Linked DNA regions of Homo sapiens: region 1 is linked to region 2. The links are chromatin contacts, found by Hi-C or POLR2A ChIA-PET in ENCODE. All regions are on one chromosome and are shown on one strand. Each heading gives the region's core, a stretch centred on a gene start or an enhancer-like site at or near the end of the contact. The rest is flanking DNA. Distances are from core to core; before and after follow the strand shown. Region 1 overlaps EPSTI1 (epithelial stromal interaction 1). Region 2 overlaps ENOX1 (ecto-NOX disulfide-thiol exchanger 1).

The links. A loop is a pair of places that touch in the nucleus more often than their neighbours do. ChIA-PET counts read pairs that join two places held with the same protein, here RNA polymerase II (POLR2A). Pooled maps may share reads with other maps.
Region 1: a loop to region 2 is called in a map of ascending aorta, with 6 times the contacts of the local background. The contact joins two enhancer-like sites. A Hi-C loop is called at or near these places in 1 of 168 maps with a recorded cell type or tissue (ascending aorta) and 4 of 50 pooled maps. POLR2A ChIA-PET finds 5 or more read pairs at or near these places in 1 of 52 experiments (SK-N-SH).

The regions. Positions count from the first base shown.
Region 1 is chr13:42,966,500-42,969,264 of GRCh38, reverse strand. EPSTI1 (epithelial stromal interaction 1) reads left to right here. Exons shown (of 11, transcript NM_033255.5): 3 at 88-171. Among named protein-coding and RNA genes, the nearest start is that of EPSTI1, 24 kb to the left of the region's middle. Within about 2 kb of position 1,429, at least 3 of the 41 ENCODE cell types and tissues checked have a DNase peak (open chromatin) inside an H3K27ac peak, as active enhancers do.
Region 2 is chr13:43,363,067-43,365,803 of GRCh38, reverse strand. All of the region lies in intron 5 of ENOX1 (ecto-NOX disulfide-thiol exchanger 1), which reads left to right. Among named protein-coding and RNA genes, the nearest start is that of ENOX1-AS2, 84 kb to the left of the region's middle. Within about 2 kb of position 1,408, at least 9 of the 41 ENCODE cell types and tissues checked have a DNase peak (open chromatin) inside an H3K27ac peak, as active enhancers do.

The DNA of each region.
Region 1 (2,765 bases), core at 180-2,679, 400 kb after region 2:
CTAATAGTTGTTTCTTATGCTTTGAAGGGACTGGTTTTCTTTTAGAAGTCTAATAATTGACGATTTGATATTTCTCGCCTGGCTTAGTTGCGGAGCAGGAGCTGGCCAACCTGGAGAAGTGGAAGGAGCAGAACAGAGCTAAACCGGTTCACCTGGTGCCCAGACGGCTAGGTAAGCAAGCACAGCCGCTGCCGGAATGAGGGAGGGCGGGGCCACCTATGGATCCTGTAAGCAGCTTGCATATGTCTGTCTGTGAATGTCCATTGTAGTTTGTTTGGTCATTGTGCTGCTTGGGTGGAATGCATTTAATTGTGTGTGTGTGTGTGTGTGTGTGTGTGTGTGTATTTTTTTTTTTTTCTGATTTTCTGCAAGTAGCAAACCTGTAATGCCAGAGTTCTATGGGAACACAGTGATGGCTTAATTGCCAAATAATTTAGAGCCTCTTAGATGATTGACTCTGAAAAAGCTTACCTGGGGCGCTGCATATGCCCTGTCATAGCACTAGTCAGGATGGGAGTAAATGCTGGCACAAGCATATTAATCATGGCAGTTAAATGTTAATCTGAAGAAAAGGAGTGGAGAGTCAGTTCCAAGAGGGAGATGAGAGTGAGCTGGAAACCCGGTGGTGGGTATAAGAGAAACATCACCTGTGTTTTTATTCTACAGATAGAGACCTCTGGGCCTCTGGAGCAGGTGCTGCCAGTGTGATGAATTGTCTGGGCCGCCTTTGCCGGTGTTTGAATCATTCAGAAGGGATGCCACCTAATGGGAATCATTCACATCTTTTCTTTGCTTTTTCTCTTCTATCAGCAGCCGAAAATTTAAAGGGTTGGACACACAGTGTCCACAGATTTAGTTAATACAAGCATGTCTTGTGTCAGGGGCCACTTACGGTTGTGATAGTTTTAGAGAAGTTCCCTCCCCACACCCTGCCCCCCCACCAAGAACATAGGTAAAAATAATCTAATTTGGAAATTATTTAATGGGAGGAAGTAATAGTAATATTATCATCATCCCACTGTATTTCGTGAAAAGGGCTAATCTCAAGTGCCTCCTTTGTGCAAATGAGCCAGACTCGAAGGGTACAATCAGAAAACAGCTTTAATCTTTCCTAGCTTGGCCCCTGAGATTGGCTATGTGAGAACAGTCTTTCTCAGGCTTTTTGGATGATGTAAGAAATTAAAGCTTTTTGGTCTCTTTCAAACAGTAGAGTGACCTAGCTAATTCTAGGCCTAAAACAGTCTCATTTCAGTAATTAATGTTCAGTCTTAGGTACTGATCAAAATTCTGTTACTAATGGAGATGAGAGCTTCTCCCCTGCTCTAACCCAGGCCTGTTTCAGGTAGGAATCCAGCAAGTAGAACAGGGTGTGGCTGGACTTTTCTCTATTCATGGCTCTGTTCCCAGATTCTGACCTTTCTGGGATTGAAGGGGGAAGTGGAGGGAGATAAGAGAGTTCGGGGTTCGTAATGCAGTGATCCTTGTTTCTTTGAGCCTAGGTTTACACTGACTGCTCGTTCTTCTTCCTGGGAATCTTCGAGTTTTTCAGCATCCCCCACTCTCTGCTACCCATCTCCCACCTGGATTTCCCTGATACAGACGATTTCCTCTCCTGTCGGCAGGGCTTGGCCTCACTGTTGGCTCTTGGTAGACTCCTTTTAGGGTTCCATTGTTCTTGACATGGCCCTCATAGGCAAGTCCCTTTAGATGGCTTTAGGTTGGCATTCTCTTTCATGAGAATCACATTAAAAGTACAGGAAATACTTGTGCATTCTTTCTTTTCATAAACTGTGAATGTGGGCCATTTGTAATGTAGCTACCTCTTCTTGAGGACTCATCTCAGTGGCCAATGGACAACAGCCTTATACCTTTAGGCTCTAACTGTTCTAGGCATGAATCCAATAAGACCCTCAGACTCTTAAAAATGCAGGTTGAGGTCTCCAGCTGATTTTCTTTTTTTTTTTTTTTTTTTTTTAATTTATTTTTTTATTGATAATTCTTGGGTGTTTCTCACAGAGGGGGATTTGGCAGGGTCATGGGACAATAGTGGAGGGAAGGTCAGCAGATAAACAAGTGAACAAAGGTCTCTGGTTTTCCTAGGCAGAGGACCCTGCGGCCTTCCGCAGTGTTTGTGTCCCTGATTACTTGAGATTAGGGATTGGTGATGACTCTTAACGAGCATGCTGCCTTCAAGCATCTGTTTAACAAAGCACATCTTGCACCGCCCTTAATCCATTTAACCCTGAGTGGACACAGCACATGTTTCAGGGAGCACAGGGTTGGGGGTAAGGTCACAGATCAACAGGATTCCCAAGGCAGAGGAATTTTTCTTAGTGCAGAACAAAATGAAAAGTCTCCCATGTCTACTTCTTTCTACACAGACACGGCAACCATCCGATTTCTCAATCTTTTCCCCACCTTTCCCGCCTTTCTATTCCACAAAGCCGCCATTGTCATCCTGGCCCGTTCTCAATGAGCTGTTGGGCACACCTCCCAGACGGGGTGGTGGCCGGGCGGAGGCGCCCCTCACCTCCCGGACGGGGCGGCTGGCCGGGCGGGGGGCTGACCCCCCCACCTCCCTCCCGGCCGGGGTGGCTGCCGGGCGGAGACGCTCCTTACTTCCCAGATGGGGTGGCTGCCGGGCGGAGAGGCTCCTCACTTCTCAGACGGGGCAGCTGCCGGGCGGAGGGGCTCCTCACTTCTCAGACGGGGCGGTTGCCAGGCAGAGGGTCTCCTCACTTCTCAGACGGGGCGGCCGGGCAGAG
Region 2 (2,737 bases), core at 159-2,658:
GCATTCTAAGACTCAGCATCCAAGCAGGCTTTATGCTGGTCAGGCTGTGACCTGTGCTCCGTATCTGATAACTGAGGGGTCTATCTCCTTCCCCAAACCCCAGGCTTCTATTTTGTTGTCTGAATCCTGTCTTGCTTCTCCTGCCTGAATCCTGGCTTAGGTAACCTGCCAATTGGCCTAGTATTTCTCAACTTATGACTCCATGATGTTCCTGCAAACTTTATTTCCCCTGGGCTGGGTCTGAACCCTGGACCAGGGGGTGCAGGCCCTGTGACCTGTAGACAGAGTCCTCTGGGCAGCTGCCCCACCTGGACCTGTGTTTTATCTGCGCTAATAATCTCTGTGTTCAGCCACTTTGTCAGGACACCCTCAGCCCAGGACTACACCTGTAATGCAGCCATTTAGCCTGATTACTGCCTCTTTCTCTTATTATTTTCTTAAAACGCTATGTTCTTCCTTCCAGACCAGACTTGTTCCTAGTACTGACAACTTCTCTCTGTCCCTCCTCCCTGCCCACACCTAACCTAGTTAGTATGCCCAGCCTTGCCTGGCAAGAGGCCTCAACTGCCTTTCTTTCAAATGAAATCTAGTTCTCATCTCAAATATGAGACTCTTAACTGAGGCATTGACTAGAAAGGGCAGAAAAGGAGCAAGGCATGGCTAGCGGGCAGCAGACAAAGAGAGAAGAAGTGAGGAAGGGCGGCCCAGGCACCGGAGCCCTGGCCTGGCAGGGTGCATCTCTGACTCTGAGTTCCAGGGAGAGCAAAGTTGAAATTCACTAGCTTGAACAGCAGGGTCTCTCTGATCTGATCTAATTCCTGCAGTCTCTCCAGACATTGTGGCCACACTGCCAGATGCACACCATGAAAGAGCCATGAAAAATTGTTTGGAATTCCCCAGGCCTACCAGGCTCTCTCCCAGCAATTCCCTTCCTGGACTCTCTCTGTGTCCTCTGAGCCTCAGCTCATGTGTCCCGACTCTTTTGCTGAGTTTGGTTCCCATCCTTTATCCTCTCCTCAAACTCAAGTGGGGAACTTACTACTGTTACCTCTGTAACTCCAGATCCTGGCAGTCATACGTGCCCAGGAAATGCTGAATGGATCTTTAATTCAAATGAATGAGTGCTTTAATTAATTCAACTGCCATGCCTCTAAAATCCTGAACACAAAGCCCCAACCTGCCTTCTGAAAAATGCTCATCCAATTGATAAAACACTGGCCTGTGAATCAGTAAACAGGATTTTTTTTTGTTTGTTTTCATCTCGTCCAACTGGGAACAGACAACCAAAAAGAAACCTTTGCCGAGCCTTGGCTGTGGCCAGTCTCTGCTTGGAGCCGGCAACACAGAGAGGAGCCAGACAGGGCCACGGTCTGTGATGAATAACCCTTCCTTCCTGTCATTTCAGTACAGTTGTGATAAAGTTCTACTGTATACGTAATTGGATTCTTTCTTGCTGTGATTTAAGCAGTCCTCCTCTTTGCGCTGAGTAGAATTACAACTCATTATCTCTGAAGCTCACAGGGGCAGCTTTTCCTAACAGGGCATGGAACTGATTCTTCGGGTTGCGCTGCCTTCTCCCCTTTGTCTTCCTGTGTTTGTGTCTTCCTCGATTTTCAGTTTGTGCGTTTGCTTTAATGAGCGAGTACATCATATGCTCCTGTGCTGTTAGAGAAAACAATTTCCATCTTTACATATATTGTTAAAAAAGTAATGGGTTCTTTTTTTTTCTTAAAGTCTAATCCTTCCTTACTTTCTCCTCTCAAATACTGAATCTCCAATCCTTTCAGGTCCAACATAATTTACGTGTTAATTCCTTTCTAAGCTCTTTTCAAGCTACTGCACTTGCCATGCAGATTTCATTAAACCTCATAGTCTCCTCATACTGATGTCTCAGAAAAAAGCAAAGCAACTCTTGCTGTATATTAAAATACGTTGTACAAGAGTGGTATCTTCTGTCCCCATTTCTGGACATATATTTATTTACTTAGCCTTCAGAAAGAAAACAGAAGTCTGTTAACAACTAAAGAGAATGCAAGCACTGGGCTTCTCTTCTCATTTGTGGGAAACATCTGCTGATTATAATTCACAGGGCTCTCATTTCAGGGTTTGCAGTCCTGAGTGGTTTCAGCCTTAAATCATCCTGTGTTGGCAAATAATAGCGAGGGCCAGGCCAGGAAAAAAACAGATGAAGCCGATGTACGGAATGAGATTAAATAAAAGCACAAGCATGCCAATATTCCCATTGCCAATATTTCTTTTTCTAATATATTCACCTTGGAGGCCAATATGTTATTTTAATGATGATGATGTTGAAAACCATTCTGTTCTGGAACTTCTTTAGAATTGATCGGCAGGACCCATCTTGATTTTTTTAAGGGTAAAGTACATTTTAAGAAGTAGTGGCATGTATTAGATGAGTAATCATGTTGGGTCATTCTAGATGGAAACTTTGAAATAGTCACATTTAATACATGTTTAAATACTGAGGCAAAGACCTGGGCCCTCATTCTGACTCTGCCATCTGTTTGATTTGGAATGTTAGAAGTTTTACTTAAGTACTTTAAGCCTTACTTTCTTTTCTGTAAAATGGAAATCATACTTGTGAAACTTTCTGATGATTGACAGAATAAACAGAGTCATCTCTGTCACTTATAAAACTTTAAGTCTTTTGTGTGTCAGTTTGTACTGAGCAACATCAGCATGGAATCCTGGAGTCTTGGAATTCTAGCACTCCAAG